Regions from separate parts of the Homo sapiens genome. Here all the other regions are linked to region 1. The links are chromatin contacts, found by Hi-C or POLR2A ChIA-PET in ENCODE. All regions are on one chromosome and are shown on one strand. Each heading gives the region's core, a stretch centred on a gene start or an enhancer-like site at or near the end of the contact. The rest is flanking DNA. Distances are from core to core; before and after follow the strand shown. Region 1 has its middle 36 kb from the start of LINC03050. Region 2 has its middle 29 kb from the start of LINC03050. Region 3 overlaps LOC105369167 (a long non-coding RNA gene).

Region 1 (4,087 bases), core at 66-2,565:
ACCCGTTCACCAGATACAAACAAGGGATATGATAAATTCATTCACATTTCGGTGGTTTCAATTTCAAGAAATTTGCTTCTCCCCAGACGGCGTGCATTTGCACAAAAACATTGAAGCAAGAAAGTAATGTTGTGTAACTCAAAAAAGTAAGTCACAGGCTGGGCGCGGTGGCTCACGCCTGTAATCCCAGCACTTTGGGAGGCCGAGGCGGGTGGATCACGAGGTCAAGAGATCGAGACCATCCTGGCCAACATGGTGAAACCCCGTCTCTACTAAAAATACAAAAAGTAGCTGGGCGTGGTGCCGCGTGCCTGTAGTCCCAGCTACTCAGGAGGCTGAGGCAGGATAATCGCTTGAATCCGGGAGGTGGAGGTTGCAGTGAGCCGAGATCGCGCCACTGCACTCCAGCCTGGCGACAGAGCAAGACTGCGTCTCAAAAAAAAAAAAAAAAAAAAGGTAAGTCACAAATGGTGGAAATTTAGGCTTAAAGAGAAGGTCTTTTCCCTGGATGTTTGAGTTTTTTGGCTTTTAGGTTTTTTTGGGGGGGGGCGGTTGGTTTTGCTTGGGGGAGAATTTTTGCTTGTTTTTTTGGAAAGATGTCCTTAAAAAGTCATACAATGCCTCCTTTTGGTAAATCACTGCCCCTGCTATATAATTAGTCAGAGGGGTGGAAATCAGCAGAAGACCTAAGAAAATGGTTCATTTCCCAGACTTCTCACCTTCAATCCCAACCACTCCTATCCCTGTATCCAGCTAGAAGGTGCAGCTCTGGGGTGGCCACCGCATCCAATGGGGCATTTCACCCTGCAGACACGGAGTGGGTGGAAACATGAGCGAGGAATGTTCTGGTCAGACTCCAACCCTCCCACAGCTGCTAACAGGACTCCCTGCTGCAGTTCCTCAGCAGGTCAGGGAGTTTTTCAGGCAGGTAGCCAATCTCTAAGATGGCTTTAGATCAGGGGAGGCAGGGTTGAGTAAAGGGAGGTAGACAAGGAGGCAGGATCTGGGGAGTTTTACAGAGGCTCCAGGCAATGTTTCTGAACTCTGGTTTGGGCTGGTCATTAATCAAGCCCCTCCCAATGTTTGAAATTAGCCACACAACCCCATCAGGAGTCATGCCAGAAGGACACCCCTCCTGCCAGTGCCGAAATCCAATCTAGACAGAACCATGAAGAAAATGGAAAGAATGCACAGAGAGTGAGGGCTCCTTCATATTGCCAGTTAAACTTGCTGAGAAACCACAGGAGCTCTTCAGCTTCCAATCCACCATCACCAACTCCCACGGACACGGCATCTCTGGGGCAGCTGGTGGAGCAGGGCTAGGGGCTGGGAGTCAAAGGTCTCCCTGTCAGGGCATAGTTTCAACTGTCTGTAGTAGTGCAATACAGAGAGAGTCTGGTGTCAGGCAGACCTGAGTTTGAATCCCAGCTCTGCTGTGGGCTCGCCGTGCAAGCTTTGACAGCTTCTATTCCATTCTTCAATCACCAGTGCAGAGGCTTATGCCCTCAGGGACGCCATCTCTGACTCCACAACTGGATCAGATCCCCTGTTTACAAATTTTGTGATCCCTTAAAATTTTCATTCATTACATATATCACTGTTTGTAATTTTATATTTTATATATTTGATGATTTGTCTACTTTATTTTTTTTCCTTCCTGCATCCTAAGCTCAGAGAAAGCCGGGACCCATCTCTTTCATTCACTGTTTTATCCCAGGGACTAGCACACAGAATACACTTGATAGAGATTTGAGAAATGAATGAATTACACTGAGTTTTTACTGTCTGTAAAATAGAATGGAGGTTTGTTGTGAAATTAATGAAAGACTACAAATGTTAAAAAAAAATCCTCCCTGTGTCTGACACAGAGTAGTTGCTCAAAAGGGGGTGGTTCCTTTGCCACTGTCTCTCTGGGGACACTCCATAGGAGAATAGCTGTCCCTGACCTCTGGAGGTGCCACTGAGCAGTGAAATTAGCCAAAACAGAAAACCAGGGACCTGAATAATCCACAAATTCCATCACAAGTCCCTGAATAATCAAAACTAGTTGGCACATTACAATTAATTGCCTCTCCTCTATAGATGTCCCTTGATGGCAGGAAAAGTTATCTCCAGCTTCACTTTCTTTTCCATCCCAGATAGAGAGTAGCCAGAGGGACTGTAAATCCATTCCTAACATTTTCAGTTGTTTGAGTTATGTTCTACCAGAATTAAGAAGGTGACTTTAAAAACATGAAGGAGAAATAAAGGTTGCACTTCCCAGAGCAGAGTACAGGTGGAAAATGGAACTGAACTTTTAATATGAGGCTGCAGTGGAGGAGAGAGTACTAAGAATATTTTTATAGAATACTTGCATTATGGGTAATTTTTTTAAATCCAAGATTCAACTTGCATGACACTGAGGCATAAGTCTACCACTTAATGACATTTATAACTCTGTAACAATACATTTTGTATAAATTACTGCTGAGGCTTAACATTTCTGATTATGATATATAGAATGAAGTGATGTCATAAAGGCGAAGTTTGTAAGTTACGATCTGTCCTGTTGCTTTAAATAAGAGGATTTCGGAGACAATTGCCTTGATGAATATAAACTCAAATGAACCTTGAATCTCTTCAATTATTCTTATTTAGAATTCATTTTCCTTTGAACTTTCATTTAACTCAAAGCACAATGGTTCCATTATAAATCAAATGCAAGCTTGTCTTTCCTGCAATAACAAGTATGCTTTAAATAATGAAGCAACACCTATGATCATAAAAGATAATGTTTCAATGCACCAAAATACAGAAGGTAAAGAGATTTATTATCCTGGTTCAGTGACAAGAAGTTGAATATTTTTGTAGCAACAGACATCTCTATTCCAGACAACCTTTTTGTTTGACTTTTTTGTGTATTTCCTTTCCCAGAAGACTGGGCTGCCTTATTACCAATGACAGAAATCCAGGATTCAACATGCAATGCTTTTGGTGGCCAAGAAGCTTAAATCTCTCCTTGCTTAGTTTCCCCAAGAGGCTAATGGGGATGAAATCTCTCAACTTCCCTGGGCCTCTTTTCTACTATGAAAGGGCTGGGTTAAATCATCCTAAATTCATCCCAAGCTCTAAAGACTATGACTCTGTATGCCTTTCCTTTTGCACAGAATTATGGAGAGGAACAACCAAGTTAATGGAAGTAAACATACTTTAAAAGGCATAAAAGTGCTATACATAGCACTTGATGGTTTTCACTCTGCATTTTGTAAATACCTTTACACATCCATTATGTGAACTATGCTATCCAAACTATGCTAGAAAAACCCTGGAACATCTCCAAGTCATTACAGATAAAGGAGTATTATAAACAAGATCTTCTAGAGTTCCCATAATAAATTCTCTTGAAGGAGATCTAAATCCCGCATAATAGGTCAAGTAGCCAAACCACCCCAAACAAGAGCCCGCTTCCCCGTGGAAAATCTCATCAGCAGACAGGACACAGAACTAAACAGGTAGCCTGAGCAGCTGGAAGGCTCTCTTCCTGTTATCTCTTTATGCATTCCATCTTCAAAGAATTTTGACCTGTCTTCAATACACCCTCGGGTGTAGGATTTACATTTTTAATATTGGCATTTATGACGTGGTGCTTTCTCCTGGTTAATTGGTATCAGAGCAAAATGTTTGCCTCTCTCCTGAAATAAATCTCTTCAAGAGCTTCAATCACACATTCTTTTGTTCTATACCTCATTTGAAACGGGTTCTATAAAGCCGCCAGACCATGCTACATAATCTTTCGCCTCTCACGTTTTTAAATCTGGGGGTTTATGCTTTAATGGCTTTGATGTGCTTACTATTCAGCCTGTTACTTAAACCACGTTCTTCCCCATCCAACACTCAGCTCTCCCTCAGCCTTGCAGCCTGTACCCTCTGAGACTGAAAGGATTTATTTACCATCCAGAACGTTTCCATAATTTTGGAAACATATGTTTTGAAATTACATTCCAATATCTCATACTATGTTCTTTGTCTTGCATCTGTTCTATAAAAACAAACAAAACACATATAATTATATTCCAATGGCTGCAAAGTCTACATTTTCCACAAGAGT
Region 2 (3,890 bases), core at 666-3,165, 66 kb after region 1:
ACTCTCTCCAAAGAAACCTCTTCACCAAGGCTTGTTCTTTTTCTTTCTCTCATCTCTGTTTTTAAGGATGTCCAAAAGTCAGGGAGCAGTTCCCCAGAGATTTCCCTTGAGAGTCTGCAAGTGAGGAATTGTTTTCCACACACTTTGCCAGGAAAAGTCCCATTCTAACACCTCTCACATTAGTATATAAAAAGACTTACTGCGGGAAAAAGTGTGCATCACAAATGAGCAAAGTCATGGAGTATCCGCAAGTCATGTGGGGAAGATGGACTCTCAGGGTTAAGAAAAGAATAGAAAGTTCAATACTCACTATGCACCATACGCAGAAAATTTAATCCCAGTTATTTTAGGCCATAAAATATAAAAAAGAAGTAGTTTTAAAACTAGAAATGTTGTAAGTGTGTATTTCACTGGTTTTGTAATAATATAGAACTTTCTAAGCCTCAAGACAATGGGGAGAAAAGCACAGAAGAAAAGCTAATAGTTTAACATTTCTTTTTAACTAGAACACTTAGTAGACATTGAGAACCTGCTGCTATATTGAAACTCAGAAAATCCTCTCCTAGGATCAGAGGCATAAAGATGCCAAGAAGTCAACCAAAGTTGTATGACAGACCAAGAAACGTCTGTTTCAGACATTTGGAATCCTATAAGATTCCATAAGTTACTTTCAATTGAACCAAATATAACATGTCCTAAACTTCACAGTGAGACTGCTGTTTCACATGACAGCCATATTCCAGATTAATGCAACCTGACAGCATGCTCTATTTTTCTTTTTCTTTTTCTTTTTCTTTTCTGAGACAGAGTTTTTAGCTCTTGTTGCCCAGGCTGGAGTGCAATGGCACGATCTCGGCTCACTACAACCTCTGCCTCCCGGGTTCAAGCGATTGTCCTGCCTCAGCCTCCTGAGTAGCTGGGATTATGGGCACCCACCACCACGCCCAACTAATTTTTGTATTTTTAGTAGAGACGGGGTTTAACCACATTGGCCAGGCTGGTCTCGAACTCCTGACCTCAGGTGATCCTCCCGCCCCGGCCTCCCAAAGTGCTGGGATTACAGGCGTGAGCCACCGGGCGCCTGGTCCCATGCTCTATTTTTCATTCATTCATTTCACAAAAGCTATTATGAGCCCAGACTGTGCAGCACTGTTCCAGGCTCTTGGCATCCAAAAGCTAACCAGACCGTGCTCCCTCCCTCATGTATTTTACCTTCTTTGGAGGCAGAGGGACAATAAATAAGTGCAGAAGTTAACAAACTTTTTCATATTGTGAGAAATGGCAACATAATATGAGCTCATATTTTTACAATCCAGAGTTGCTTTCATTAAGAATCTGTGCTTCTCAACCTTGGGTACACTTTGGACTAATGTAGAAAGCCCTTTTAAATACTGATGACTGGTTCCCATTCCCAGAGATTCTGGCATAATTGGCTAGGTAAAGCCTAGGCATTGGCCTTTTTTTTTTTTTTTTTTTTTTTTTTTTTTTTTTTTTTTTTGAGACAGCGTCTCCCTCTGTCACCCAGGCTGGAGTGCAGTGGCGCGATCCTGGCTCACTGCAACCTCCGCCTCCCTGGTTCAAGTGATTCTCCTGCCTCAGCCTCCCGAGCAGCTGGGATTACAGGCGCACGCCCGGCTAATTTTCTTTTTGTTTTTTGTTTGTTTTTTTTTAGTAGAGATGGGGTTTCACTGTGTTGCCCAGGCTAGTCTCGATCTCCTGAGCTCAGGCAATCCATCCGCCTCGGCCTCCCAAAGTGCTAGGATTACAGGCTTGAGCCACCGCGCAAGGCCTTTTGTTTTTTGTTTTGTTTTGTTTTTCCCATCCCCTCAAGTGATTCTAATGTACGGCCAGAAGAGAACTGAAAAGGGTATATAAAAGAAACTACCACTAGATGTCACTGTCCCCAAAGGTTTGAAGAGAAACAGTCCTCAAGTAGTCAATGGCTAAGTTCCCGCTAGATAAACAGACTTGATTTTGCCATATTTTGGATCCAAGCAAATGTCCAATACAAATATATATATATGTTCCTCAATTTATCTTTGGCCTGAATGAAGCAAGTCATACAAAACCCAAATGTGGCCGGGCGTGGTGGCTCACGCCTGTAATCCCAGCACTTTGGGAGGCCGAGGCGGGCGGATCACGAGGTCAGAAGATCCAGACCATCCTGGCTAACACGGTGAAACCCCGTCTCTACTAAAAATACAAAAAATTAGCCGGGCGTGGTGGCGGACGCGTGTAGTCCCAGCTACTCGGGAGGCTGAGGCAGGAGAATGGCATGAACCCGGGAGGCGGAGCTTGCAGTGAGCCAAGATCGCGCCACTGCACTCCAGCCTGGGCGACAGAGCAAGACTCCATCTCAAAAAGAAAAAAAAAAAAAAACCAAATGTATTAGTTTGCTGGGGCTGCCATAACAAACTTGGGGGCTTAACAGAAGCCCAAAGTGTTTTGTTGGAGAGTTATTTTCTCTTGAGGCCTCTCTTCTTGGTTTGCAAATGGCCATCTTTTTCTTTTCTCTTTTTTTTTTTTTTTTTTTTTTTTGAGACAGTGTCTTCTCTGTTGCCCAGACTGGAGTGCAGTGGCTGGATCTCAGCTCACTGCAACCTCCACCTCCTGGATTCAAGCAATTCTCCTACCTCAGCCTCCCGAGTAGCTGAGATTACAGGTGCACGCCACCATGCCTGGCTAATTTTTTGTATTGTTTTGTAGAGACAGGGTTTCACCACATTGCACAGGCTGGTCTTGAACTCCTGGGCTCAAGCAATCCTCTCACCTCGGCCTCTCAAAGTGCTGGGATTTCAGGTGTAAGCCACCATGCCCAGTCTTGCAGATAGCCACCTTTCCACTGTGTCCTCACATGGCTGTCCTTCAGCCCGTGTTGGCTGGGTCCTAATCCCCACTTCTTATAAAGATACCAGTAATACTGAATTAGGGCCCACCCTAAAGACTGTTTTAACTTAATGACTTCTTTAAAGGCCCTATCTCCAAATACAATCTACAGTCACATTCTGAAGTTCTGGGCCATTAAGGGCTTCAACATATGAATTTGCGGGGCGGGGCTGGGGGGAGGGCAGATACATTTTTCAAGAAATCACCAAGAAATCAAAAGCAAAACCAATCTACTTGATGAGTGGCAAATGAGTAGTTTCCCAGCCATCCACAATTCTAAAGATCTCTCACATAATAACTATGGAGCAAATTGGTTGCTTTAAAAAACAAAAAAGACTTTTAAAAATTATTTTTATTCTTTATTTCTTTAGTTTTTTTTAGCCAGGACATGTTCTTATATGAATTTTTTTTTTTTGCAAAAATCGTACTTCTTGGCCAGGCACGGTGCCTCACACCTGTAATCCTAGCACTTTGGGAGGCCAAGGCAGGCGGATCACCTGAGGTCAGGAGTTCGAGACCAGCCTGACCAACATGAAGAAACCTCGTCTCTATTAAAAATACAAAAATTAGCCGGGCGTGGTGGCGGGTGCCTGTAATCCTAGCTACTCAGGAGGCTGAGACAGGACAATCGCTTGAACCCAGGAGGCAGAGGTTGCAGTGAGCCAAGATCGCACCACTTTGCACACCAGCCTGGGTAAGAGAGTGAGACTCTGTCTCCAAAAAAAAAAAAAAAAAAAAAAAAGGCCTAATCCAAATAGGAAAAGAGGAAGAAAAACTCTCTCTCTTTGCAGACAATATGATTTTTTTCTTTTCTTTTCTTTTCTTTGCTTTTTTTAAGAGACAGAGTTTTACTTTTGTTGCCCAGGCTGTGCAATGGTGTGATCTCGGCTCACCGCAACCTCCGCCTCCCGGGTTCAAGCAATTCTCCTGCCTCGGCCTCCCAAGTAGCTGGGATTATAGGTGAGCACCGCCACGCCCGGCTAATATTTTTCTATTTTTAGTAG
Region 3 (3,960 bases), core at 1,252-3,751, 110 kb before region 1:
CATAGCATGAAAGGTCAAAAATATTTATCATCTGGCTCTTTATAGAAAGTTTGCTGACCCCTGAAGACTCATGGGGTAGCCCCATGTAAACGAGAAGAAAAGGATTTCTGAGCAAGAAGAATTCACAAGCTCACAGGAGCTTCTGTTGCCCCTCTGTGCCGCCATGAGATGAGAGGCCATGTTTGTCTTTCCTGCTGCAGTTGGTTTTGTGACTCACATCTTCTGACCCTGCTCAGTGAGGCTGAGAAAGGCAACCACATAACCCAAGGATATCCAGCTGTGGCGATCCAGCTACATTTTCCTTTGAGTCAGCCACCCCAGCATGTAAGCAGCCTCATTTGATCCATTTCTTCTAATCCAGAAGTTCCCAACTCTTTCTACCATATTTTTGAAATTATTACACTAATGTATTTTTCATTACCCATAAATCATGTTGCCCTGCAGCTCTCTGCCCACTGAATCAATGGCCTTTGTTGTTTCAGGGAAAGAAGAGGCACAACCCTGAACCAAGAACTCTTTTTTTTTTTACCTTGTGTTTTATATTGGATTTCTCAAGTCAGAGAGAAACTATTGTCTTAGAAGTGAGTTTTGTTGAAAGAGAAAAATATGTTATTTCTATTCAAAAATTATCTTTGCACATATTAAGAACAAAGCCCAGGGGACTAAGCACAGAGTTTTACTATGAGTTACTGTGTAGAGAGGACAGAGGATGGGATGTGGGGGCAACTCCTGTTGAACAGAAGAAGGGGCAAGACTTTCTACCCATCTATCTCCTCACCTACCGGGGGATGGCCCTGGAAGAAAGAGAGCAAGAAGACAAAAATTCCAGATAGGTTGAGGAAGAATACAAAACTACTTAGGCTGGTGCTTTAATGTGTACTACCCTCCTGTGCTCCACATGCACACACGCATGGCCCCTGGAGTTCAGGAGCCCTAGAACATCATTTGCAGAGAGAAATGCCAAGCAGATGGGCCAAAAATAACCTTCTCTTGTTCCCAGAGATATACCTGGCCTGGGGACATCTAGAAGCTCCCAAATAGCCCTGTGGTAGACATGGAAGAAGGGAGCTGAAAAGTAAGAGTATTTGCTAAGAAGTTGCCTGGTGTGTGGCAAGAGAATCCTATAGCAGAAGCTGGGAAGTAGGCCACATAAAGCCAGTTTCCAGTAGAAGTTCCTGGCTAAGCCCCAGAGGGTCTACGGCAGCAAGAGGCAAAGCAGAGGATGCTAAACCTAGGGGCAGCCACACCCAGCTGACAATCACAAGACACACCAACCAAAGACACCTTGGTAGCTGAAGCTAACTCCCAAAGAGGAGACAAAATCAGCTGCACCTCAAAAAGAAGTCAACAGAAGCCAGAAGAGAAGGACAACACAAGCAGAAAACATCCCGCAGGGTGCAGTGGCTCATGCCTGTAATCCTGGCACTTTGGGAGGCCGAGGCAGGCAGATCATTTGAGGCCAGGGGTTCAAGACCAGACTGGCCAACATGCTGAAACCCTGTCTCTACTAAAAACACAAAAATTAGTCGGGCATGGTGGCACATGCCTGTAATCCCAGCTACTCTGGTGGCCGAGGCAGGAGATCCTTTGAACCAGGGAGGCGGAGGTTGCAGTGAGCTGAGATTGTGCCACCGCACTCCAGCCTGGGTGACAGAGTGAGACTCTGTCTCAAGATGAAAGAAAGAAAGAAAAGAAAAGAAAGGAAGGAAGGAAGGAAGGAAGGAAGGAAGGAAGGAAGGAAGGAAGGAAGGAAGGAAGAAAGAAAGAAAGAAAGAAAGAAAGAAAGAGAAAGAAAAGAAAGAAAGAAGGAAGGAAGGAAGGAAGGAAGGAAGGAAGGAAGGAAGGAAGGAAGGAAGGAAGGAAAGAAAGAAAGAAAGAAAACATCCTGCCCCAACCATGACAATGTTACGTAAGCCTTTTCCTGTGCCCAGATGTCACCCGGGGAGAAGGAGAAGAGGGGTTGAGAGAAGGAGAAAAGGCTTAAGCCTACAGAATCTGAGCTTGCCTGAAAAATATTGCTTCAAACCGGAATAGATCAATTTATTTAAACGGGCAAGTTTAACTTCTTTTGGGTTACTCTGTATAAACAGCAACCCCACAGCAAGATCATGTCAATTACTAAATAAATAAATAAATAAATAAATAAATAAAGTCTCCATTTTGGAGACTATGGATTCCATATTTACAAATCCCCAAACAGGCACTCTTGAGGTCATTTGCAGATATAAGCAGAACAGCAAAAACTTTGAGGACTATTTGAGTACGATGGGTATGATTCCAGAGGTCCCACCCTTCCTTCCTCCCTCCCCTGCCCTACACATATGCTTAAATCCGTTTTTTAACACCAGGAAGGAAAGACCCTCTTTTCCACCACCCCTCCAACCCCAGGCTGAGAGGAGAAAGGGAACACTGATGAATTAAGGCCAGGGGGAAGAGTAAGCAGACCCCCCACTGCTTGGGCTCTGACTGTCCTAGAAGCAGGGAAGTGGGTCAAAGGCTCTGGGCAGCATTCCTGCCTGTGCTAGCCAGCAGCAAAGCAAGGGGGAGTGGGACGGTCCTATTTCCTCTCACTGAGGCTTGCTCCTACGGAGGGTTTTCCAAACCCAGTGGCCAATTCTGTGAGTCCCATGATTTCAGATCAAACCAACACTCCCTATCTCCACAGGACCCACTTTCAGGCCTCCCTGCGTAACCACGTCATGTGCAGTGCCCACCTGAGAAGCATAGATTGGGACGTTAAGCCCCCCTCCCTGAGAGACACACAGCGCAGCGGGCAGGACAGAGGCATGTGGCTGCAGAGTTACAGTATTTCCCTGAAACTGGAACGAATTATCACTACTTGCTCCTCTGTCCTTCTTAGATCTGCAAAGTGTGGGTCAGAGTGACTTTCTTTTTATTGGCCTACCACATATTGAAACCATTCCTGCATGTTGATACTGAATATCTCGGCCAGATCCTTGTGAAAATGACTTACTGTGCAGCACAACAGAATGACTTTCTAAAGTTAAACGTCTTGGGATATTTTATCTTTTCAAGTACATACCAAATGCAATTAAGTTCAAACTATGGAATACAGTCTTTGCCAGTTTCCATTCTTGACACATATGTGTCTGGGTTTACAAGTTCAAAGACCTCTTAAAGGATCAAATCTCTAGCATTAATTTTCTCTTTGTGAGTGAAAAACAGTTCTGCATCCTTCTTTAAATCATCCACAAATAACTCTGTGGCATGAGGCTTCCACCCAAGCCATCTCTAATGTGGCCAGCAAAGGCGGAACCAGAACCCATGGCTGTCCCTCCCTCTCCAGCAGTCCACAGGGGGTACCACAATTGGTTGAAAAGTAAAAAAACTCAGTCACAGAGCTCCAAGCAAAGGATAAGTACGGCGGCCCTACGCCAAAAAACCAATCTGACTTACTGAGCTTTCGCTACACTGACCCAAATCACAGTGTGGTTCTAGCATTCATGGTGGTCTCCTTCCTCCTGCTCCTTCTGCTCTCCCCTGTCCAAGCTTTTTGTACTCAGCTGTCCTGATTCCAGAGACTTCCTCCATTACTCTTATGCCCCCACTTCCTGGATTCCTAAGCCCTCACACAACTCCTTCAGTTTCTCCTTACTTCTCTGAAGGCCACACCTCCTCTCTTCCTCTTCTTCCCTCTCCAACAAAAAGGCCTTTATCAATAGGATTTGGACGCCTAGCTGAGTGATACAACCTGATCGTGCTGGAGAAGCCCAGAAAACCTGTTGCAATTCTCCACCCCACCTCCAACCCGAGTTTATCTTTCAATACTGGTTTTCAAATTATAGTTGAGTCTCATGGATTCCATATTTACAAATCCACCAACTCACTAAACTTTATTTGTAATCCCCAAGTGGGCACTCTTGAGGTTACTTGCAGACATGGGCAGAACAGCAAAAAATTTAACCTGGCCCACGCACATATGCCCAGCTGAGGTTTGAA

Evidence for each region. A loop is a pair of places that touch in the nucleus more often than their neighbours do. ChIA-PET counts read pairs that join two places held with the same protein, here RNA polymerase II (POLR2A). Pooled maps may share reads with other maps.
Region 2: a pooled map shows a loop between it and region 1 (4-fold over the local background). The contact joins two enhancer-like sites. A Hi-C loop is called at or near these places in 1 of 37 single-sample maps with no recorded cell type and 3 of 50 pooled maps. POLR2A ChIA-PET finds 5 or more read pairs at or near these places in 3 of 52 experiments (H1, MCF 10A and activated CD4-positive, alpha-beta memory T cell).
Region 3: a map of A673 shows a loop between it and region 1 (11-fold over the local background). The contact joins two enhancer-like sites. A Hi-C loop is called at or near these places in 1 of 168 maps with a recorded cell type or tissue (A673) and 1 of 50 pooled maps. POLR2A ChIA-PET finds 5 or more read pairs at or near these places in 1 of 52 experiments (A673).

What each region holds. Positions count from the first base shown.
Region 1 is chr2:65,636,484-65,640,570 of GRCh38, reverse strand. No RefSeq gene overlaps it. Among named protein-coding and RNA genes, the nearest start is that of LINC03050, 36 kb to the right of the region's middle. Within about 2 kb of position 1,315, at least 2 of the 41 ENCODE cell types and tissues checked have a DNase peak (open chromatin) inside an H3K27ac peak, as active enhancers do; they include A673, where a contact is called at or near this core.
Region 2 is chr2:65,571,321-65,575,210 of GRCh38, reverse strand. No RefSeq gene overlaps it. Among named protein-coding and RNA genes, the nearest start is that of LINC03050, 29 kb to the left of the region's middle. Within about 2 kb of position 1,915, at least 2 of the 41 ENCODE cell types and tissues checked have a DNase peak (open chromatin) inside an H3K27ac peak, as active enhancers do.
Region 3 is chr2:65,746,029-65,749,988 of GRCh38, reverse strand. The region is part of intron 2 of LOC105369167 (a long non-coding RNA gene); the gene reads right to left. Among named protein-coding and RNA genes, the nearest start is that of LINC02934, 42 kb to the left of the region's middle. RefSeq lists a silencer at 2,420-2,714. Within about 2 kb of position 2,501, at least 6 of the 41 ENCODE cell types and tissues checked have a DNase peak (open chromatin) inside an H3K27ac peak, as active enhancers do; they include A673, where a contact is called at or near this core.